3 separate regions of the Homo sapiens genome follow, and regions 1 and 2 are each linked to region 3. A link is a loop called in an ENCODE intact Hi-C map of the cell type or tissue named here. Cell type or tissue: endothelial cell of umbilical vein. All regions are shown on one strand.

What was found. A loop is a pair of places that touch in the nucleus more often than their neighbours do. Peaks named below come from ENCODE experiments on the same cell type or tissue, not always from the same donor. Only the 100,000 strongest peaks of a DNase experiment are listed, where the experiment ranks them.
Region 1: it touches region 3 in a loop (10-fold over the local background); 31 of 110 quality-filtered maps call a loop at or near these places.
Region 2: a loop joins it to region 3, with 11 times the contacts of the local background. A loop is called at or near these places in 73 of 110 quality-filtered maps.

Annotation. Positions count from the first base shown.
Region 1 is chr10:87,767,553-87,775,552 of GRCh38, reverse strand. It overlaps ATAD1 (ATPase family AAA domain containing 1), which reads left to right. Exons shown (of 10, transcript NM_001321967.2): 7 at 4,512-4,601; 8 at 7,830-7,880. LOC124902476 (a long non-coding RNA gene) reads right to left here and starts at 7,875. Exons shown (of 3, transcript XR_007062224.1): 1 at 5,181-7,875. In endothelial cell of umbilical vein, a CTCF peak has its summit at 3,474 (motif pointing right); a DNase peak (open chromatin) is centred at 3,482; H3K27ac peaks cover 139 bases.
Region 2 is chr10:87,732,341-87,740,340 of GRCh38, reverse strand. The region is part of intron 9 of PAPSS2 (3'-phosphoadenosine 5'-phosphosulfate synthase 2); the gene reads right to left. Among named protein-coding and RNA genes, the nearest start is that of PAPSS2, 76 kb to the right of the region's middle. In endothelial cell of umbilical vein, a CTCF peak has its summit at 4,905; DNase peaks (open chromatin) are centred at 4,950 and 7,070.
Region 3 is chr10:87,529,740-87,537,739 of GRCh38, reverse strand. The region is part of intron 4 of MINPP1 (multiple inositol-polyphosphate phosphatase 1); the gene reads right to left. Among named protein-coding and RNA genes, the nearest start is that of MINPP1, 29 kb to the right of the region's middle. RefSeq lists a silencer at 451-500. In endothelial cell of umbilical vein, a CTCF peak has its summit at 3,943; DNase peaks (open chromatin) are centred at 3,929 and 5,349; H3K27ac peaks cover 1,450 bases.

The DNA of each region.
Region 1 (8,000 bases), 240 kb before region 3:
ATCCTAGAACCATTTTCCCTTTTTTTTTTTTTTTTTTTAATGAATCACTTACTTATATCTCATGGAAAAGTTAACAGTGTTCTTTTGTTGTTTTAACTTTAGTATTTTCTCTTTTTTTTTTTTTTTTTTTTTGAGATGGAGTCTTGCTCTGTCGCCCAGGCTGGAGTACAGTGGTGTGATGTCGGCTCACTGCAACCTCCGCCTTCCGGGTTCAAGCGATTCTCCTGCTTCAGCCTCCCAAGTAGCTGGGGTTACAGACGTGCACTACCATGCCCAGCTAATTTTTGTATTTTTAGTAGAGACTGGGTTTCACTATGTTGGCCAGGCTAGTCTTGAACTCCTGACCTCAACTGATCCACCCACCTCACCCTCCTGAAGTGCTGGGATTATAGGCATGAACCACTGCGCCCAGCCAACTTTAGTATTTCCTATTTTGTAATCTGTTTTTGCCTTTTTAAAAAAAGTATTATATTTAGAATTATTTAAAATTCAGTTATTATTTCTTCAATTATTGTTCTCCATGTTTTATCTCCTTCTGGAATGCAAGTTGGATATATGTAGGACCTTATTTCTATTTCATGTTTTGTTTTGTTTTGTTGAGACAGGGTCTCACTCTGTTGCCCAGGTTGGAATGCAGTGGCGTGAACATGGCTCTCACTGCAACCTCAACCTCCTGGGCTCAAGCGATTCTCCTGCCTTAGCACCCCAAGTCTCTGGGACTACAGGTGCACGCCACCACACCTGGCTAATTTTGGTGTTTTTTTTGTAGAGACAGAGTTTCATTATCTTGCTCAGGCTGGTCTTGAACTCCTGAGCTCAAGCAGTCTGCCCGCTTTGGCCTCCCAAGTTTGGCTGGCATTACAGGTTAAGCCACTGTGCCTGGCCTATTTCATGTCTTTTTTAACGTCTCTTTCATATTTTCTGTCTTTCTGTGCTATGTCCTGGATAATTTCTTTTCCTTTCTTCTGGTTCATTTGAAGCTCTTCTACTATCTGACTCTTTCATTGAGCTTATTATTTCAAGTATTATATTTTTCAGTTTTAGAAATTCTTAGATTGTTTTTCACATCTACCAGGTCAGTTTTGATAGGCTCTTGCTTATTACTCATGTTTCTAATTGGATTAGAAAATCAGAACCCTGGCATCAACAAGCTGTGTAGCCTTGGCCAAATTTTATAATCACTCTGTATCTGTATAGAGGGAATAATATCTATAAAAAGGGAGGAATATTACCTACCTCAGAACTGTTATGAGGAATTAACCTGAGTTAAGTACATAGGCTTTACCTCCAGCCTTAGCTTAATTCGTTTACTTCTTTGCAAAATTGTAGATTAATTTATTTGAGTCTTTTAAATATTTTCTTTTTGTGGCCAGAGGGTTTAAGGATCCCTTAAGCCCACCGCATTAGCATAAGTCAAAAGTCTGAACAACATCATTCTCAAGAAGAAAATTAAGCCACATGTCCTCCTTCTACATTATGTTTGTGAAAGTGTAGTTTTATTATGAGGAAAACAGCCTTTAGCTTTTGTTGAATGGTTCAAGAAAAAACATAACATAGATAAATTTAGGTAACATTAATAGAAACATTTTTCATTAATAATTGGTTTTGATAAATCTATGCGGTTTATCAATGGGACTCATGTACAGGTTGCCAAAAACTAATTATTCTCCCTGAGAAATAATACTTAAAGCACTTAGACAATTGGATAGTTAGCCCATGTAAGAGAAAATATCTTAATATTATGTACCCTGTCAGAGCATAGTGTTCAACTATTTTCAGCAGGGGATATAGAGGCAATTGGATGAAGTCTTCTCCAGAGCCACTTCATCTATAGCTCCACAGTATGATTCTGGTACAGCATAACTTAAAACAGAGTTTTCAGAACCAAAATTCCTTATTGCACTAATAGCAATTACTGTTTTCATTATGATGAGTTTTGATTTGAGAGAGCAAATGCTGCTGCCTTTTTATTAAACTGCGGTCACTTTTTAACCTTTATTGTATTTTGGGGGCGGGGGTTAAAGTTGATATTATTAATTTTGAGTAATAGTTTTAGACATATTCTACTTTCATATGAACCAGTTAGCTCTTCTCTAGAATTGTCTTTTCTATGATTATGAAGAGAGCCCAGTACCCTAGCTAGCTTTCTTGTAATATGGTCACCAAGGAAATAGAAATAGAGAACGGCTCAATGAAACCGGTCACTGTTTCTGGAAACCTTGGTGACTGATGACATATTCTTCCTCTTGAGAGACATGAGACATAAAAGATAGTGTTTTTAGGGTATTCATTGATGAAGTTAAAGTTTTGGGATGTAAATTTAGGTCTGATTATTTTAAATGTGAAATGATAAAAAAATTATGTTTTGTTTTAAAGAGTTTTTTTTAAACTTTTATTTTAAATTCAGGGGTATATGTGCAGGTTTGTTACATAGATAAATTTGTGTCTTGGGGAGTTCGTTGTACAGATTATTTCATACCCAGGTATTAAGCCTAGTATCCATTAGTTATTTTTCCTGATCCTCTCCCTCCTCCAGATGAAGCTGGAGGCCATGATTCTTGGCAAATGAAGGCAGGAACAGAAAATAAAGATTTTTTTAAAAGTTTGAACAACTAACACATAAAAGGAGCATTGATTTTGTTTCTTAAGTAGTAAAAAATTACTGTCACTTCCTGTTTTATATTTTAGCTCATTTGTATTGAATTAATATATATGAAAAGGTTCTCTGCTTTTGCTGCTTAAAATTACTCCTTAGAATTTGCTTCTTTATGTGAAACTACACGTGATTTCAATCACTTTTGCTTTTTCATCATGAGTATCTGTTATACATACTCAATAGGCCATGTTTTACTAGTTTTATTTGGATTCCTTGGTTCTATTTTTTAGTATTCCATCCTCTATACTGGCTTTTAAATTTTGTTTTGCTTTGTCCTATGTTTCTTCAAATGCTGGCCATTTCCCTTTTTCCCCCCCAAATATTGACTTAACCACAGTGTCTTTTGTGATGTTTTTTCCTTATACTCATTCATTATCTTATGCTTTTAGTTCATTCACCCACTTTTAAGATTTGTTTGTTTTAAATTTGGAAGAAATTTTTTCTTTTTTATTAATTTTATTGAGTTGTAAAAAGTCAATAAAGAGGCTGGGTGTGGTGTTTCACATCTGTAATCCCAGCACTTTGGGAGGCTGAGTGGGGAGGATCGCTTGAGCCCAGAGGTTTCAGACCAGCATAGGCAACATAGTGAGACCTTGTCTCTACTAAAGACGGAAAAATCAGCTAGGCACAGTGGCATGTGCCTGTAGTCCCAGCTACTTTCTGTCTTCAAAAAAAAAAAGAAAGAAAGAAAGAAAATAAAGAAAAATAAATATGAGCATTAATATTTTGATTTTAGGACCACTTAACACAAATACAAACTTGCATTATGTTGTGTTGTGGAACTAACATTTTTCAAATTTGTGTTTATATTTTCTTCCTCTAGGTGGCAAACTCTCACAGTTAATTGAAAGTAATTGGGCTCTGAGGCTCCTGAATGTCATTCAGTGTAGAGTAGAAGTAGGATATAAGATTTGGATTATTTCAGAAATGTAAAACCTCTTAGGGAGAAATAAGGTAATGTTAGAGAAATGTGTTTCCATGGAATACCAATAAATTTCACTTTGGATAGCAGATGTGTATTGTTACTGGGTTATACTGAAGTATCAACAGTAAAGGTAATATTGATGTCCTTCAGAAATTAACTTGTTTTATATATCTTTGTTTTTATTCATGTTTATTTTTAAAGTTCTTTTTTTTTTTTTAATCTCTACATCCTTTATAAATAAGTGACATAGACTCAGAGGTTGGCAGGGCTGCCAGCATTTTTAAAAAGAGTTCTTCCCAGCATTTTGATGTTTGCTTATACTCTGTTATCTTTGTTTAAAGTTGGATTACTTGAGACTTTATTTCGCATTGAGAAGCTATCACCTGCAGTGCTGATAGTACCATGAGATGATGATGTGAAATATAGAGAAAAAGTACACAGTATCTATTACAGTTACCAGAATCTTCAGACTTATTAAGGGGAAATGATTCTCTCCATAATATTATTATTTAAGGACTTGAATTATCCCCTTATACTCCCAAACTGTATACCCAAGCTATAACATAATGGGTTTTAGTCATTCAACATGTATTCATTAAGCACCATATTTTGCAAAATACAATAGTTTTTTAAAAGCAAATTTTAATAATTTTTCAGTGGCTATTTGCAACTGAACATTACATACTTTAATTTCTAGAAAGACATGAAGTGAAATGCATTAGTTTTCCAGTTTTGCTAATATTTGATTTATTTAGGATTAACTTCAATTTATACCTGTAAATAGTTGAATAATAGTGATTTAAAATCAGATTTCTTACAAAGGATTTAGTTAAAATACCACTTAATTTTTAAAACTAAGCCCTAGTAATAACATTCTCAGAGGAGTATAATTGGTAGATTTAATACCTTCTGTCTTCTTTATACACTTAGGTCATAGTAATGGGAGCTACCAATCGTCCTCAGGACCTTGACTCGGCTATAATGAGAAGAATGCCTACAAGATTTCATATCAACCAGCCTGTAGGTGGTCTTGATTGATATTATGAAGAGTTAAATACTCACCTTTTTATAGGTCTTCACCTTTAATTTTAAGAAGGGAATATTTTGTCATATAGGGGTGCTTATGACAGGGAAGGAATGGGGCAGAAACCCTGACAGTAGCTTCTTTGTCCTTTCCACTCTCTATTTCTATCCTAAGATTAGTGTTACTTGCTTCTCTTCAAAGTATATATATATAGTTATCTCAAGTTTGCCTGGCTATTTTAGTGATTTACTTTAGGATATAGGAAGTCATCTATACAGGAAGATACATAAGAAAATCTAAATTATAGTTTTGGTTTAGCATAGAATAGAATTGGAGAAATTTGGCTTGAAGAATTGTTCTATTCAGAAGGCCTGCCATGAACAACAACAGGGATTTATTTGATTGAGTATTGGCAGATGTAGTCAGTGCTTCCCTGATAGGATTAATGATTCCAGTAGATATCATAGTTTACCTTAAGAATGCAAACGCTTAGATGGTGTTAAACCAGTTCTGCCTTCTTTCTAGCATTTTTTGTTAGTTAAAAAGTACCCCTCTAGTAGATGATTATGACTTACCAGTACACTATAATTTTGGCACAGATCTTCAAATCTTGAATTCTGTCTGCCTTCAGACTGCAAAGGAAAGAAAAAACAGGTTTTACTAGTAGAAAATATGTTCCATACAATCAGCATGTTACATGTGTTGCCATTTAGAGGAACTTACTCTAATTCCATTTATAATCTGGCTAAAAATCATTTGTCCCATTTATATTCTGTAATTTATCAGATTGGTTTTTGGTAGTAAACATGATCTCTGAAAGATTGATGGTTATGGACTCTATAAAATTACTCTGATCAACTCTTTACTATAGCTACAACTGTAATAAAGTGGTTAAGTGTGTGCACATCCTTAGAAAATTTACCCAATGAATCAATGAAAAGATTTTTAAACTTAATTTAGGAGACTATAAAATTTATTTAGTATGACTGATTTTTTTTTTTTCTTTGAGACAGAGTCTTGCCTGTCACCCAGGCTGGAGTGCAGTGACGCGATCTTGGCTCACTGCAATCTCTGCTTCCCAGGTTAAAGCGAGCCCGCCTCAGCCTCCCAATAAGTTGGGATTACAGGCGCCCACCACCATGCCCTGCTAATTTTTGTATTATTAGTAGAGACGGGGTTTCACCATGTTGGCCAGGCTGGTCTCGAACTCCTGACCTCAGATGATATGCCTGCCTCAGCCTCCAAAAGTGGGATTACAGGCATGAGTCACTGCACCCAGCCTAGTATGACTAATATTTATTGAGCATTAATATGTGTCACAGACCTGCTAGGATCTGGTGGATGGGACATGGGCCTGGTCCTTGAAGAATTCTGTTTTGGAGAGGCAGACACAGAAATAAATAATGTAAAATATGCTTTATGAAGGTATGTTTAAAGAGCTATGAGAGCCTGAGATGTTGATGAAAACTAATATTCTGTCAGGGAAGTCCATGGAATTTACAGAATCCAGCTGGACCTTGAAGGATGATAGGAATTTGACAGGCAAATGAGACAAGGAAGGGCTTTCCTGCCAGAATGAACAAAGTCAAGAATTTGTGGAAGCACTGTTTAATGGTGAGTTCTGAGGGTAGTTTGGTGAGCGCAGCACCAAGGAATATAGATGGAGAGGAGGCTGAAAAGGTAGACTGCTTCTGGGTTTAGGTGAACTTTATATGCTTTGCACAAGAGTTTTGATTTTGTAAGCAAGACATCAGAACACTTTTTTAAAAATTTGTTTACCTAATTGGTTCTGAAGATAATTTATAGAATCTCTATCACTAATCCAATAGTTAGTACAATGGACAATTAAGGGTTTTTTAAATTTTATTCTTTTTTTAAAGACAGAGTCTTGCTCTGTCAGCCGTACAATTATAAATTATAGCCCACTGCAGCCTTGACTCTTGGGCTCAAACAGTCTTTCCACCTGAGCCTCCTGAGTAGTTAGGACTATAGGCATGCACCACCACGTTTGGCTAATTTTTGAATTTTTTTACAGACGGGTCTCACTATGTTGCCCAGGCTAGTCTCAACTCCTGGCCTCAAGGGACCCTCCTACCTTTGCCTCCCAAAGTGTTAGGATTACTGGCATGAGCCACTGTGGCTGGCCAGCTATGGTTTTTGATGTACAGTACAATAGAACATAGGATACAGTAGCATGGAAAGTAGCCACAATTAAAGTTGTAAATTTAATATGTCGTGTGAGTAATCAAAATGGGTTGTAACAGGTTTTATCAAGTTTATTATAAATTTGTATAGTGTTAACATAGAAATGGAAATTTGTAACCTCCATTTTATTCCATTTTAGTGAATACGCTTTATAGGTTAGTTTTTTTTCTTATGTAATATGATGTAAAGTGTATGGTTAATCTTAAAACTTTTCTCCAAGTGAAATGTTTAACAGAGTATTTGTTGGTGATCACATGACATATCAAATTAACCTTCCTACTTGACACACTTAAATTACAGAAAGAGCAGAGTTTGGTTTGTTTTTCAAGTAATTTGATTTGGTAGTCATTGTAACCAGCTCTGCTTTGTCGATGTTTGTGGGAATAGGGATAAATTCAGCCATGATAGTTTTAAGAAGCATCTATATTGACTATATAGCTGAGGGATTCTATAAAAGGAGCTAAATGTAGTTTGTATTTATTGTATGGTGTAAAAATAGGAATTGTCACTGGGGGAAAAGCATACAGACATGTAAACAAATATATCATCAGCACTAAATTAAAATTCACTAATATAAATTAGTGGTCAAAGAAGGAGAAGGAAATGGAGGAACTGAGAAGTTACTGTTGCCATCTCTTTGAATTACTGATAATAAATTTTATGGTGAGTTTTCATGAGTTTCCTGCATGAAGGGAAAAAAAATGAAGATTGCTGAACTATAGAGGGAAGACATTATAGTCATAGATATTCATTTACTCATTAAAGATTAAAGGTGTGTTATTTCCCAAACATTGTACTAGGCACTGGGGATGAGAGTAAGAAGATACAGTTCAGTAGGAGAACCAGAGATAATTACTCTAGAGCCTTGAATCTAGTTGCTTTGACCTCTTCAAAGTTTCTGTCATCTCCTTATAAGTATTGAGAGAGACTTTAGAAGGGACAAAATATTAGGAACACTACTTGATCTTTTTAAAAAAATAAAAAATAAAAATGCTAACTGGAAATTATCCTGCTTTTAGGCTTTAAAACAGAGAGAAGCAATCCTGAAACTCATCTTGAAAAATGAAAATGTAAGTAGAAAATAAAAATTTTTTCCCCGTCCTATAAATCTGATGTTCATAAAGTTATTTTAGAGAAAAATGAGGAAGGAATCTGAGAATGATATACCCCAAGGATCTCCAGCCCCTGCA
Region 2 (8,000 bases), 200 kb before region 3:
ATTTTTAAACACACACATGTGTTAATATCACTACTAGTCTCATCACACATGTGTTAATATCACTACTAGTCTCATCAAAAAGTTTTCTAAGTACTGGGAATCTGCCAAGCTTATGGTGGTGAATAAAAATTTTCCAAAAATATTTTGCTTGAAACCTTAAGATTTATCATTGGCAATGAATACTCTCAGCTGTTTTCCTTGAATTATCAGGTTCCCTTTGTCCATTTTGAAAAATATCTGCCGAATAGTCATATCTGAATAACCATAGTTTATCACTCATGCTTTCAAGTAGACATGGTGATCCATGAAAAAAAATAGTGGCTAGTATTGCTTGTAGCACAAACCACTGTGCAAGTACTTTTCCTTAAGACAACCATTGTACATTGGTATATGTAGCAGAAGTACTTTAATGTGTACTTCCTCTTTTGTAATGGAATACTAAAAAGACGGGGACTCAAGGGCCAAGATTTAATAATCGCTTTTACAGCTTCATCAAGAACACTCTTAGGTGAAGCTAGCATTGCTTTTACTGCAAGTGCATGATGATGAATAGTGCAGTGACTATGGACATAGTTGTCATTGTCTCGAGTCTAAAGTTACAGCAGTTTTAACCACTACTGCTTTTGTACCAGCAATTCAAATGTCAACACAGAGAAAAAGGCAAAGAATGTCTTAGTATTATGAACACAGTTTTGAACTTGGGGATTCTCTAGAAAGGTCTTGGGGACCCTCAGTTTTGTAAGCCATACTTGAGAACTGCTGCTAGTACATTCCTAATACAGTCTGATGTATCTTAGACTATTTCCAATGAAGACCTAAATTAGAGACCCTGGGGGAAAAATCGGACAACTTGTTTTCTTCCAGTTAATTATTGTTGGGCACAATTTCTATGGAAATTCTCAAAAGAAGCAGCCTTCTTCAATTATATCTGATTTTAAAACAAAAGGAAATCTCCAAAGCGCAGCAAAATGTAGCCAAATTCACATCTAAGGCTAAACATAGACTATTAGCTAAAACCCTATTTTTAAAAATAATCTTTGACAAGGGTACCAGGACCACTCAATGGGGGAAAGGACAGTCTCTTCAACAAATAATGTTGGGAAAACTGGATATCCACATGCAAAGGAATGAAGTTGGACCCTTATCTTACACCACATACAAAATTTAACTCAAAATGGATGAAACACCTAAAAGTAAGACATAAAACTATTAAACTCTTACAAAAAATATAAGGGAAAAAGCTTTATGATATTGGAGTTGGAAATGATTTATTAGACATGACATCTAAAACATGGGCAACAAAAGCAAAAAAAATTGCAACTACTTCAAACATATGTGCATCAAAGAACACAACAGTGAAAAAGCAACCTATAGAAAGAGAAAATATTTGAAAATCATATTTTCTGATAAGGGGTTAATATCCAGAATATATAAAAACTCCTACAACTCAATGACAAAAAAATTAACCCAATTAAGAAATAGGCAAAGGACTTGAATAGACATAACTTGAGATGATCTACAAATGGCCAAAAGCATGTAAGATGCTCAGCATCATTAATTATGAGAAATGCAAATCAAAACTACAATGAGATATCATCTCCCATCCATTAGGATGGCCACTATTAAAAAACAGAAAATGGCTGGGCACAGTGGCTCACGCCTGTAATCCCAGCATGAGCCAAGTTGGGTGGATTGCTTAAGCCCAGAGTTTGAGACCAGCCTGGGCAACATGGTAAAACCCCATCTCTTCATAAAATATAAAAATTAATCTGGCATGGTGGTGCATGCCTGTAGTCCCAGCTACTCAGCAGGCTGAGGTGGGAGGATCACCTGAGCCTGGGAAGGTTGAGGCTGCAGTGAGCCATGATTGCGTCACTGCACTTCAGCCTGGGTGACAGAGACACACACACACACACACACACATACACACACACAGAAAAGAAAAAAAACAAGTGTTGGTGTTGGTGAGGATGTAGAAAAATAAAAATTGGAACCCTTGTACACTGTTAGTGGGATTGTAAAAGGTGCAACCACTATGGAAAACAGTATGGAGGTTCCTCAGTGAATTAAAAATGGAACTACCATATGATCCAGCAATCCTACTTATGGGTGTATATTCAAAGGAAATGAAAGAGTCTTGAAGAAATATTTGTATCCTCATGTTCACAGCAGCACTATTCAAATAGCCAAGAGGTGGAAGCAACCCAAATGTGCATAGATGGATGAATGGGTAAATAAAATGTGGTATACACATACAAGGGAAGATCATTCATCCTTTAAAAGGAAGGAAATCCTGTCACATGCTATAACATGGCTGAACCTTGAGGACATTAGGCTAAGTGAAATAAGCCAGTCACAAAAAAGCAAATATTACATGATTCCACTTATATGAGGTATCTAAATTTCTATGAATTCTAGTCGAATTCATAGAAACAGAGAGTGCAATGGTAGTTACCACGGGCTGGAGGAAGGATGGTAGTTACCAGGAGCTGGAGGAAAGAAGAAGAGGGGAGTTGTTTTTGTTTTTGTTTGAGGCAGGTCTCACTCTGTCACCAGGCTGGCATGCAGTAGCTCACTGCAGCCTCTACCTCCGGGGCTTATGCAGTTCTCCCACCTCAACCTCCCAAGTAGCTGGGACTACAAGCATGCCACCACACCTGGCTAATTTTAAAATTTTTTTTTTGTAGAGACAGGTTCTCACTATGATAACCAGATAGGTCTCAACTCCTGGGCTCAAGCAATCCTCCAACTTCGGCCTTCCAAAGTGTTGGGATTACAAGCGTGAGCCACCATGCCTGACCGCGGGAGTTGTTTAATGGGTGTAGAGTTTCCATTTTGCAAGATGACAAAGTTCTGGAGATTTGGTTCACAACAATGTGAATATGCTTAACATTACTGAGTTGCACACTTACAAGAAGGTTAAGATGATAATTTTTATGTTCTGTTTTTTACCTTAATTTTTTTTTTTAGAGGAACCACCGTTTTTTAACTCACTGAGGATTTATTTCACTGAGGTTAGAAGCAATCACTTTTCTATTCCCAGTCTCAGCTGAAAATGTGACTTCAGGAAAGGGTGGGTGTGAAGAGCACCTGGAGACCTGCAGAAGAACCATCTTCATAGTGTCCCACACATTAGATGGCCCAACTCTGGCCCCCTTTGGTTGTGTCTATCTCATAAAGGCAAGGAGACCCTTGGTGGGAAGACCCACCCAGAGTCATCACCTACTCTTTTGATCATAATCAGGGTACCCAGAACTCTAGAATTTCCTGCCCAATCAACTCTGAGCTTGCTGCTAGGCCTGGGAGAGCTTCATCTCCCAACCTGTCTTTCCAGGGTGGACCACACACTCAGAGCAGCCCTACTTCTGAGGGCGGGCCAAGCAGGGAGGGTCTGCAGAGGTTGTGGAGAGAGCTCAGCCATGCAGCCTGGGGTGCCCACAAATCAATCCAGAGGACCCACATAGCATAGGAAGAGGCCAAGCATAGAAGGAGAAGGGAGAGTTGGTGAAAGGCCAAGGGCCAACTCTCCACACACTACCATATTCTGATGCAGAACCCAGAAGTCTATATTTGAACCTGGCTTTCCAGTTTGTGATTAAGGCATAGTTGTCAAAGTAGAAGGATCAAACACATTTTATTTAGCAGTTTGTTAGTTACACATGTAACTTTTAAATATGATGTATGGCTCTCCATTTGTATTCTTGCTCTGGGCCCCACAAATGTTAGGGGTAAGCCAGGGTTGAAGAATGGTGAAACTAATGAAAAAGAAAAACATGGTCGGGCATGGTGGCTCACTCCTGTAATCCCAGTACTTTGAGAGGCTGAGGTGGGTGGATCATGAAGTCAGGAGTTCAAGACCAGCCTGGCCAATATGGTGAAACCCTGTCTCTACTAAAAATATAAAAAATAGCCAGGCCTGGTGGCGGGCACCTGTAATCCCAGCTACTCAGGAGGTTGAGGCAGGAGAATCACTTGAACCTGGGAGGCGGAGGTTGCAGTGAGCCGGGGTCTCGCCACTGCACTCCAGCCTGGGCAACAGAGTAAGACTCTGTCTCAAAAAAAAAAAAAAAAAAAAAAGAAAGAAAGAAAAGAAAAACATGGCAACCTTTGTTTTTTTTCTATAAGTTTAAATATTTTCCATCTGGTATTGAAGTATAATCAATTACAGAGCTGTGTCTCTCCTAGTCACTGACACAAATACTTACAGCCAATCTCATTCCTCAGTCAAACATGTAATGGTTTTACAATCCTCCCCCTAATCAAACCCCAAGTACCTTTCACCACTTTCCAAATACAACTTGGTTACCTGAAATGTTAGCAGAGAAGAGGGAGGCAAGAGTGAGTGAGAGAAAGCTGATTTGAAACACCTAGTAGGAAGACACGAAGATAGTGATGGTGGACCTGGTTCACAGTCCCCATTATGGCCAGATATTGGGGTTTACCATGACCTGCATTCCAGAGAGGTTCAGGGAGTGGGGGATTGGGATAGAGCAGTGGCTCTAAACAGAGGCTGATTTAGTCACTCCTGGTGACATTTGACAATATCTGAAGATAATTTTGATTGTGATGACTGAAGTGCTATTGGCATCTGGTGAACAGAGGCTAGGGATGCTACTAAATATCCTACATTGCACAGAACTGCCCTCTCAGTGAAGAATTATCTAGTCCAATATGTCAACAGTGCTGAGGCTGAGAAACCCTGCGGTAGACAGAAGGCAATTATGCAAGGTTTTCGGTTGTGTTTTCATGGCCTCTTTTCTAAACTCTGTGCTCAGTCAGATAATTCAACAAGAACATTTTCAAATATCCATACCTATACATCTACTTTCTCCTCATTGCTTAGAGTTGGACACAGCACAATTTTGAGAACTGACCTCCAAACCCCTGAGGATGCAGTAATTTATTCTGGACACTAGGGGTCCACCGTATATTGCTCTATCTATTGGTGAAGGGGGCATCAAACCGAATTCATCCACCATCCAGCCTAAAAACCTGTCTGTTTGAAGAGAGATGTTAAAACTATGTGTTTGGCATTTCTGGGATGGGGAGGGACAAGGGGCATCTCTATCCCTAAGGTGGTCCAATTATCGCCAGAACTGTGTCCAGCTGTCAGGAAGGGAGATCCAGAGGCTCTGCTTAATTTCCCAGGGCTTTGTGGCCTAGAAGTCCCCACCCCCTTCCAAGCTTCCTGCCAAAGACAGCAGGGGGGCCACAGCTAGAGGATTTGCAGAACTAGATGCGCCAAAAGGAATGGGGAGCAGGCTTCAGGAGCCCAGTGAAGTAGCAAATAGGGAATTGGGCTCAAAATTACACACAAGAATGCATAAAGGAGAGGATAAGCTCAACCACTAGCGTAAAGACTAAGAAAGCTATGATAAATAGGCTCAAAGAGGCCAAGGAGAGGAAGACTCAAAAGAAACAATCTGGAGATGAGGGAATGCACTAATTGGAAAGGGAGGAGCAGCTGAGGGTGGGAAGGTGAAAAAGAATGCAAAAAGGGAGCAGAGAGAAGGGAAAGAAACCAGAAAGAAGGAAGGAAATGGTGGATTCAGCAAGATAAGGTCATGATGAAAGGGTGCAGAGAACAGAATCAAAGAGAAGAAAAACTAATGCCTACAAGAGGAGAATACATACATATATATATATATATATATATATATATATATATATATATATACACACACATTCATTTCTGTGCTATCAGTCATAGTCACAGAATCTGGGGCTTTAAGGAACCTGGAGGTAATGTAGATTTAATGTCCTCATTTTCAGAAGAGAAGGCAGTTTTACAGAGGGGAAGTGGCAGAGTTCAAGTGCACAGAGCTTTCTTACCAAAGCCAAGACCCAAATCTCAGACTCCTGCAAACCAGATTCTTCTCATCACTGCACCCACTGCCTCTCATCAGTGGCCCCCATATTGACATTTCAGCTTCACCTGTCACAGGTATGAAAGGGGCAAGTCCAAATTACTCTGGGAGGACAAAGAAGGGGCACTCAGTTATGCTCATGTGTCATAGGAGTCAGTGCTGACTTCTGAAAGGAGGTAATAAGGTCCGGAGGCAGAGGTGGAAGAAACAGTGTGCCAGGTTGAAGGATGAGTATGTGCAAAAGTCAGAGAGCGCATGATCGAATGACCAGCTCTGGAAGGACTGGACGAGGGAGTGTGTTGGCTGGTGGTGGCAAGAGGCTTTGCGGTAAATTGTATCTTAATAAAGGGGTTTCCAAAGAAAAGTTGAATAATTCACTCTAGCTAAAGAGTGGGAGATTATGGGGGAGTAAGACAAGAGAGAGGAAAGAATTGAAATGTCCTGACCCAAGATGGAATAGAAGAGGAGTGAATGAATTCAAGCAATAACTGAAAGCTACATTTGGCAGGACGTGGTGACTGAATGGACAAGGGGAGAAGAGAGAAGCAAGAATGGCATCCAGGTTTTGGTCACAGGCCACCATTTGGATGGTGAAGCTGTCACTAAGATAGGAGACATAGTAGGGGGAACAGGCTTGGGGGGAGGTTAAACATGTTGAGTTTGAGGTACTTGCAGGATATATGCAGGTGGGGCCCTAAAGAAAATAGCTCCAAACAATTATCTAACTCAATAGTTCTCAACCTTCACAGCCCATTAGAATCACGGGGAGCTTTAACTACCCACCCCTCAATAATCAGATCTGACTCAAAGCCAATTAAATGAGAATCTGTGAGGATGGGATCCAGTCATGGGTGATTTGTAAAGCTCCTCAGGTGATTCTGTTGATATAACTAACCATATGGTTTTCATTGTGGAGCTAAAGGCTATAAACTCTCATTCCCATCTTTCATTGAGAAGTCATATTCTGTTCTCTTGGTTTGTACAAGAAAATGTAGAGTGCAAAACAGGAGTAATGATTCTTACTTTCCTCACCAAGAGCATTGTGAAAAATAATTACTACTTGACAAATCTCTGGGAGCCATGGACGAAAGGCAACAAAGCCCCAGCAAGCATTAGTTTTACAAGTTTCACCTGCTCCTCCTGATGATTTCATTTGAGCGCATGTCACACGGTTCTATACTTAGTGATGCCAAAGAGAGGGCTGGATGCCTTGAATGGAAGGTCAAGAATGACGTTGGAGATAAGCTCTGTAACAAAGGCAGACCATTTCCTAGTGACTCTATTTTCCTTGCAAATATCACTCCCAGTGCCACATGGAAATAGAATAAGGCCCAGGATTCCCGCAGAAGTAATTACTTTTGGAAGCTGTGGGGTTCTAAAAACCTGTGTTAAAGTGTTTTTGTGGGTTTCAGAGTGCTAAAAAAGGACACAGCAAAAAGAATTATTTTGCCAATAAAACTTGTGTGTTTGGTACATGCGACAATCTTCAACAATCTTCATCAATCTCTCTCACTTTTGCACAAAATGTCTGCAGGGTGAGTGGCTTTCTCTCTCTGGTTATCCAAGGCTCATTTCTCACCATTAGCTCCCTGGGAATGTTTATCGAGTCCCCCTAATAACCTAAAGGTATAGAATCACTGAAAATATTGTCAAAGACACAAGTCATGCCACCATTCTCCTTGGCTTCTAAGAAATTCTAAAATTCTGAGTTCCATCTGCCAGCATGCATTGTAAGGCATGATGAAAAAAATACAGGCATACCTGAGAAACATTGCAGGTTCAGTTCCAGACTACTGCAATAAAGTGAATATTGTAATAAACGGAGTCACACAAATTTTTTGGTTTCCCAGTGCATTTTAAAAGTTATGTTTACACTATACTGTAGTCTATGAAGTGTGCAATGGCATTATGTCTTTAAAATGTAATATTATCTAAACTTTTTTTTTTTTTGAGAAAGGGTCTCACTCCTATAGCCCAGGTTGGAGTGCACTGATACAATCACAGCTCACTGCAGCCTCGACTTCCCAGGCTCAGGTGATCCTCCCACCTCAGCCTCCTGAGTAGCTGGTACTACAGGTGTGCACCACTATGCCCAGCTAATTTTTTGTATTTTTAGCAGGGAGAGGGTTTCGC
Region 3 (8,000 bases):
TTCACATAAGCCAGAGTGGGAAAACCTCAAAATACACAGGGTACATATAAATACTCAGGGTGAAATGCCTCAATAATGGGGCAAAATCAGTCCATTAATATATATATATTTTTTAAGAAAGGCAAACCATAGACTAAGAGAATATATTCCTATAGAGCATAAATCTGACAAAGGACTTGTACCTAGACAACACACACACACACACACACACACACACACACACACACAAACAGTAATAAAGATAACCCAATTAAAAAGCACACAAAATAAAGACTTCACCAAACTAGATATATAGATGTAAATAAGCACATGAAAAGATGCTCAGTATCACTAATCATTATGAAAATGCAAACTAAAACCACAACAAAGTACTACTACACACCCATTAGAATGGTTAAAATTAAAAAGACCTGCCATATGAAGCGTTGGCAGGATGTGGAACAACTGAAACTCTCATACATTGGTGGGAAAAGTTTGGCAGTTTCTTAAAAAGTGAAAAAGACGGCCGGGCACGGTGGCTCATGCCTGTAATCCCAGCACTTTGGGAGGCTGAGGTGGGTGGATTATCTGAGGTCAGGAGTTCGAGACCAGTCTGGCCAACATGATGAAACCCCATCTCTACTAAAAATACAAAAATTATCTGGGCGTGGTGGCACATGCCTGTAATCCCAGCTTCTTGGGAGGCTGAGCCAGGAGAACTGCTTGAGCCCACGAGACAGAGGCTGAAGTGAGCCAAGATCGTGCCGCTGCACTCTAGCCTGGCCAACAGAGTAAGACTCTGTCTCAAAAAAAAAAAAGTGAAAAATACACCTACTTAAGACTCAACCATTCCATCTAATTAGGTAGGTTCCCAAGAAATCAAATCATAACATACAAAGATCACAAATATTCAGAAGCATTATTTGCAATAGCCTTAAAACTGTGAATAACCAAATGTTCATCAAAAGGTGAACAAATGGTGGTGGATCTATGTAACAGAATACTACTTGGTCTTAAAAAGGAATGAACTATTAGATTCATCAGCAACACAGATGAATCTTACAATCACTATGTTGAGTGAAAGAAGCCCAACAAAAAAAAATTCACTATGATTCCATTATATAAAATCCTAGAAAATACAACTTAATGTATAGTGACAGAAAGTGTATCAGTGTTACCTGAAAATGGGGGTAGAAAGTGAATTAGAAAGGGTCACAAAGAAACTTGGATGTGATGGATATTTTATCTTGATTATGGTGATGGTTTCATGGGCGTATATATATATGTAAAAACTGACCAAATTGTACACTTTAAATATGTACAGTTTACATGAATTATACCTCAATCGAGTTATTAAAAAACACATCAAAACAATTACTAAGAGCTGATATGCTGAGATTAGTGAAAGAAAAGTCTTTGGTAGCCTACTTCAAAGACTCCTCATAAAGCCTTTACCAAACCCCAAAGAGTTCAAATTAATTCTCTCTCAGTAATTTTGTTTTTATCTGTTTTAGTGCTATTATAAGTGTTCTCTAAACTTTGAGTTTGGAGACAATTTCAATGCATTCATCTTTGTATATACCCTCTGTTGCCAGCCAAATAACCTGAACATAGTGGGTTATCAAAGATAACCTGGAAAACGCTGTATATTTATTTCAATAGATTTGTCCAAATATTCTTGAAAAATAACAATAGACTTTACTTGTCTATGTTCTAATTAAGGAGAGAGATGTTTAAGTGTAAACCTCAGAATACATGGAACTTATTTAAAATTAACACAAATAACTAAAGCAGAAATAGGAACAATCTTAATTTATTTATTTATTTATTTAGAGACAGGGTCTTGCTCTGTTGCCCAAGCTGGAGTACAGTGGCATGATCACGGCTCACCCTAGACTCGAGCTCCCTGGCTCAGGTGATCCTCCCACCTCAGCCTCGTGAGTAGCTGGGACTACAGGCACATGCCACCACGCCTGGCTAATTTTTTTTTTCTTTTGTAGAGGTAGGGATTACCCCTGTTGCCCACGCTGGTCTCAAACTCCTGGGCTCAAGCGATCCTCCTGCCTTGGCCTCCCAAAGTGCTGGGATTACAGGTCTGAGCCACCACGCCAGGCCAGGAAAATTTTTAAATCAGCATCTAGATGACAGGTAAAGTATACTGTTTTTCTCTGGCATAGATAACACCCTAACAGCTTATTTCCCAACACTGTCTAACTCAAACCATCAAATTAACTTGGGCATTTTACATTTTCATTCCCACATAGGCCTTTGCTCAATACTCTTCTTCCTTGATGTCTTCCTTATTCTTCTCTAGCCAAATTTTGCCTGGAATGATTGTCATGATGGTATTAATAACAATTAATAAAATACTTAATTGTGTAAAGCATAGTAGTAAAAGATAAATGTGTCTTTACATGTATTTGTGTGGTACACAGACATACATGAACACAGAACTCCACTCAACCTTCTCAACACCTTGAAACATGAGTATTACCTGAATTTTAAAGATGACAAAATTTTGGTTAGGAAACGCTGAACAAGGATTTGAGTTTTAATAATCCTATGCCAATGCAAATTCCATTACACTACAGTGTCAATGATTAAGGCTCACCTTACATCTTACATCCACACAGAAGCCATTTCCAACTACCATGAACTGCAGAGATGACTTACTTTCCCAAGCATCCTTTCGCTTTTGACTAAATTACTTTCTTAAGACATCTTCCTTACTAGACTGAGAGCCCCTTGGATGTAGCGGGTATAACTTCTTATCCATGTTTATGTATTCCCAATGCCTAGCATTGTGACCACACATTGTATGTGCTCAAAAACTGCTTGCTGAATTGAAATGAACTGAGCCTTTAGTTATGGAGCCATGAAATAATTTCCTAACCTCTTAGGTGGTAGAAGCATTTCTTCCATAGAATCTCTGACACAGTTATCCAGATTCAACTAGCATATTTCTAAAATAGGACACTTACTACTTCACAAAACAGCCTATTCTACTTATTTAACAGTTATTAAAAAGTTGTGGGGTTTTGTGTGTGTGAGGTTTCTTTTTTTAAAATAGTAACTGAAACAAGATTTGCCTTCCGGTTCTACTGTTGGGGTCAGCACAGAGTAGGTATACTCTCCAACTATGACAAGAATAGATATGACAACAGATTTAAGAGTGATTCTTACAAAACTGGATACAATTCAACAAGAATAGTTTTAAAAAAAAATGTACAAAGGTAAAATAATTGTGCAGAAATAATGAATAACTACTTAGTAGACCTACAATCTAGTGATAGTCAAAAAGTGTCTATTCAAAAGGCAGCTGGACATTTGAATATGAATTCAGAGTACAGCCAGGCTAGTTATATAAACTTTTACTTATTAATATTTAGCCAGTATGTGGCCGGGCACTGTGGCTCACCCCTGTAATCCTGTAATCCCAGCACTGTGGGAGGCCAAGGCAGGCAGACCACCTGAGGTTAGGAGTTCAAGACCAGCCTGGCCAACATGGCGAAACCCTGTCTCTCTACTAAAAATATAAAAATTAGCTGGGCATGGTGGCAGGTGCCTGTAATCCCAGCTACTTGGGAGGCTGAGGCATGAGAATCACTTGAACCTGGGAGGTAGAGGTTGCAGTGAGCCGAGACGATGTCACTGCACTCCAGCCTGGGGGATAGAGCGAGACTCTGTCTCCAAAAAAAAAAAAAAAAAAAAAAAAAAATATTTAGCCAGTATCTTTCAACACTACAGAGATTCCTAGCACTGAAAAGATTCCTGATACCCCTGGCTAAACTCCATGGAACTGTGACTTCAAAAAGTTGGCAAAAACACCTAGAATTGGCGTACATTTCTAAGAACTTTAAAGCAGCAAGTTTCCCCTGTTACAATGGGCTAATTGACCAAATAACTAAAATCACTTGGTGTCACTACACATTTATCTCAATGCTGCCATCTTACGTTAAAATATGGGACTACACAGCTTTAAAAAGCCATACCTTATAGACTATGAAATCTGAAAATATCAATGATTTGAAACCCAACAAAAAGGTAGAAAAAAAAGGTTAACACTGAGAGTTGAGGTATTTAGTAACAGTAAAAAATATTTTATAGTAATTAACTTAAAATGGAAGATCTCGAGGCAAGTAATTATAGACCCAAAATAAATCTTTGAGAAAACATGAAGTAACTTGTTGAAATCCTCGAATCTAAAAAGATTATATTAACAGATATATGGGGAAGGAGACAGTAAAATAAAATCTGGAGATACTTCATTTCTTCAGTGAATTCAATCTGCTTTTCTAATCACAGCTGCTTAAATAGAAATATCTGCTTAAATAGAAATATCTGCTTAAATTTGCTGGTTTTAACTTTAATCCCATTACTATAGTGATGGTGCAAAAAGGAAAATAAAAATCAAGTTCCTAATAAAATGCAAGGAGCTGAATTTCAAGGGCCGGTTATATTTAACTGAAAATTTAACAATTTGCAATCTTCCATTTTTTCCATGAAGTAAAACCATGCTATCAAAATTATGTTGAAAAAAAAATTCAGTGGCACTGAAGAATGTCCCTGATTTAATGTTAATATTAAAAAAAACCAATCTGTATACATACTAACATTCTAACAAGGGGTAGGGGTGGGATGGAGAAAGCAAAAATAGCCTGGGAACTTGGGAAAGTGAAAGTCATTTTGTCAGAAAATATGGATGTCAAAATACTCACTTATAAACTCTAATTCCAAATTTAAAAAAAGGATTTTAAGTCATGTACAAAAAAAAAAAAGGCTAATGTTTTGATAGAAGAGATCAGGAAAAACACAAAGATAAACATTCTATTAAAAGCTTATTATTCTACCACACTGGTGCCTGACTGTCAATGTGTGGAGAAAAGCAGTAAGTAGGAACTCTCTGTACTTTCTACTCAATTTTGCTGTGAACCTAAAATTACTTTTAAAAGTCCATTAGTTAAAAACAAACAAACAAAAAACAACTTACTTGCTCCTTGCTGAGCATATATTGATTTTCTTTAGAAGTGCTTCTCACAGCACTAGTCAATCTGTTTTTAGGAGAGAAACCTGACAGAAGTCTCAAACCGTACTTTATTCTCCTTTCCTATTTTAAGGTTTAATCTTAATTCAGCAAAATAAGCATCTTTTAAAATCCTCATCAGTCTTTTAGTACAGAGATACCCAGTCCCAGGAAACCATCTGCCAGTTTCTTCATCATCGCTCACTGCTGAGCAGTGTTTGTTGATTCCTTCTTCAGTTAGAACAAGAGGCGGTGGCCAAAACGATTTCCTGTCTTAAAGGGTCAAACTCTCTCTTTCAACTTCTTACATTGTTTCACAATCTTACATAAACAGTTATATCATTATACATGGCTTTTATAAAATGTTTTTATTTTCTCTAGACTGTAAGAGCCACAGTGCAATGACTTTGCCTCAGTCATCACTGCCTGACATATAAACATAGTAGCTGCTTTGTTGAATGAATTTTCCTTTCAAGCCACAAGGCATAATCATCCAAAAGAAGTAAAAATGTTTTCCATCTTGCAATGAAAAGGAAGTTAGTTTAATAAATGACGCCATAAAGTTTGAAAAGAATAAGTCTCACAAAGCTCTTGTTTTCATTATTTGGACAATTGCCAAGGGGGGCAGGGGTGGTAGAGGGGAAGGGTGTGTGAATATCTGAAAAAGACATTAAGGACATGTTTGGGCCAGAGAACTATCACATATAATACCAATACCATGTCTGTATATCATATTATACTAAGTGCTTTAATAAGTATTATCTCACTTGATTATCACAATTCCATGAGTCAGGTGAGGTATAGGTTGAGTATTCCTTATCCAAAATGTTCGTGACCATAAATCTTTTGGATTTCAAATTTTTTCAGATTTTGAAATATTTTCATATATATAATCTTGGGGATGGGACCCAAGTCTAGACATGAAATTCATTTATGTTCCATATACACCTTACATACATAGCATGAAGGTAGTTTTATACGATATTTTAAATAATTTTAAAAGTTTCAACTACAACCCATCACAGGAGGTCAGGTGTGGAATTTTTGACTTGCTGCATCACATCCGCACTCAAAAAGTTTTGGAGTTTGGAGTATTTTGAATTTTCACATTAGGGCTAGGCATTCTTCATTCCTCTTTTCCAAAGTAAGGAATCTGCAGCATCCATAAAGCAGGACCAGGAGTCAAACCAAATCCAAGCAACTGCCTACTATGTCATATTGCCTCTACACCACAGAACTGCACCTGCTACTACAAGCCATGCATGAAAATTCACCTCATTAGCTTCTCAGTTTATTAAAATACCATCAGCTACTAGCTACCAAAAATGGAGTGCTCAATTAGTTGCATTTTTCCCTCTGTAATTTATTTGTAGGTGAGATAAGCAAATTATAAGAAAATAAGCAAGATGATGAGGAGGAGGTTCCAAGAACAGCTCCAGTCTACAGCTCCCAGTGTGAGCCATGCAGAAGACAGGTGATTTCTGCATTTCCAACTGAGGTAGCGGGTTCATCCCACTAGGGCTTGTCAGACAGTGGGTGTAGCCCACGGAGCATGAGACAAAGCAGGACGGGGCATCGCCTCACCCGGGAAGCGCACGGGGTCAGGGAATTCCCTTTCTTAGCCAAAGGAAGCCATGACAGACAGTACCTGGAAAATCAGGACACTCCCATCCTAATACTGCACTTTTCCAATGGTCTTAGCAAACGGCACACCAGGAGATTATATCCTGCGCCTGGCTCGGAGGGTCCCATGCCCACAGAGCCTCGCTCACTGCTAGCACAGCAGCCTGAAATCGAATTGCAAGGCAGCAGTGAGGCTAGGGGAAGGGCGTCCACCATTGCTGAGGCTTGGGTAGGTAAACAAAGCCGCCAGGAAGCTTGAACTGTGTGGAGCCCACTGCAACTCAAGGAGGCCTGCCTGCCTCTGTAGACTCCACCTCTGGGGGCAGGGCGTAGCTGAACAAAATGCAGCAGAAACTTCTGCAGACTTAAACGTCCCTGTCTGACAGCTTTGAAGAGAGTACTGGTTCTCCCAGCACGGAGTCTGAGATCTGAGAACGGACAGACTGCCTCCTCAAGAGGGTCCTTGACCCCCAAGTAGCCTAACTGGGGGGGCACCTCCCAGTAGGGGCCGACTGACAACCCATCCCCTCTGAGACGAAGCTTCCAGAGGAAGGATCAGGCAGCAACATTTGCCATTCTGCAATATTTGCTGTTCTGCAGCCTCCGCTGGTGATACCCAGGCAAACAGGGTCTGGAGTGGACCTCCAGCAAACTCCAGCAGACCTGAAGCTGAGGGTCCTGACTGTTAGAAGGAAAACTAACAAACAGAAAGGACATCCACACCAAAACCCCATCTGTACATCACCATCATCAAAGACCAAAGGTAGATGAAACCACAAAGATGGGGAGAAACCAGAACAGAAAAGCTGAAGATTCTAAAAATCAGAGCACCTCTTCTCCTCCAAAGAAACACAGATCCTCACCAGCAATGGAACAAAGCTGGACGGAGAATGACTTTGACGAGTTGAGAGAAGAAGGCTTCAGACGATTGGTAATAACAAACTTCTGTGAGCTAAAGGAGGATGTTCGAACCCATCACGAAGAAGCTAAAAACCTTGAAAAAAGATTAGACGAATGGTTAACTAGAATAAACAGCCTAGAGAAGACCTTAAATGACCTGATGGAGCTGAAAACCATGGCACGAGAACTAAGTGATGCATGCACAAGCTTCAGTAGCCGATTCAATCAAGTGCAAGAAAGGGTATCAGTGATTGAAGATCAAATGAATGAAATGAAGCGAGAAGAGAAGTTTAGAGAAAAAAGAACAAAAAGAAATGAACAAAGCCTCCAAGAAATATGGGACTATGTGAAAAGACCAAATCTACGTCTGACTGGTGTACCTGAAAGTGATGGGGAGAATGGAACCAAGTTGGAAAACACTATTCAGGATGTTATCCAGGAGAACTTCCCCAACCTAGCAAGGCAGGCCAACACT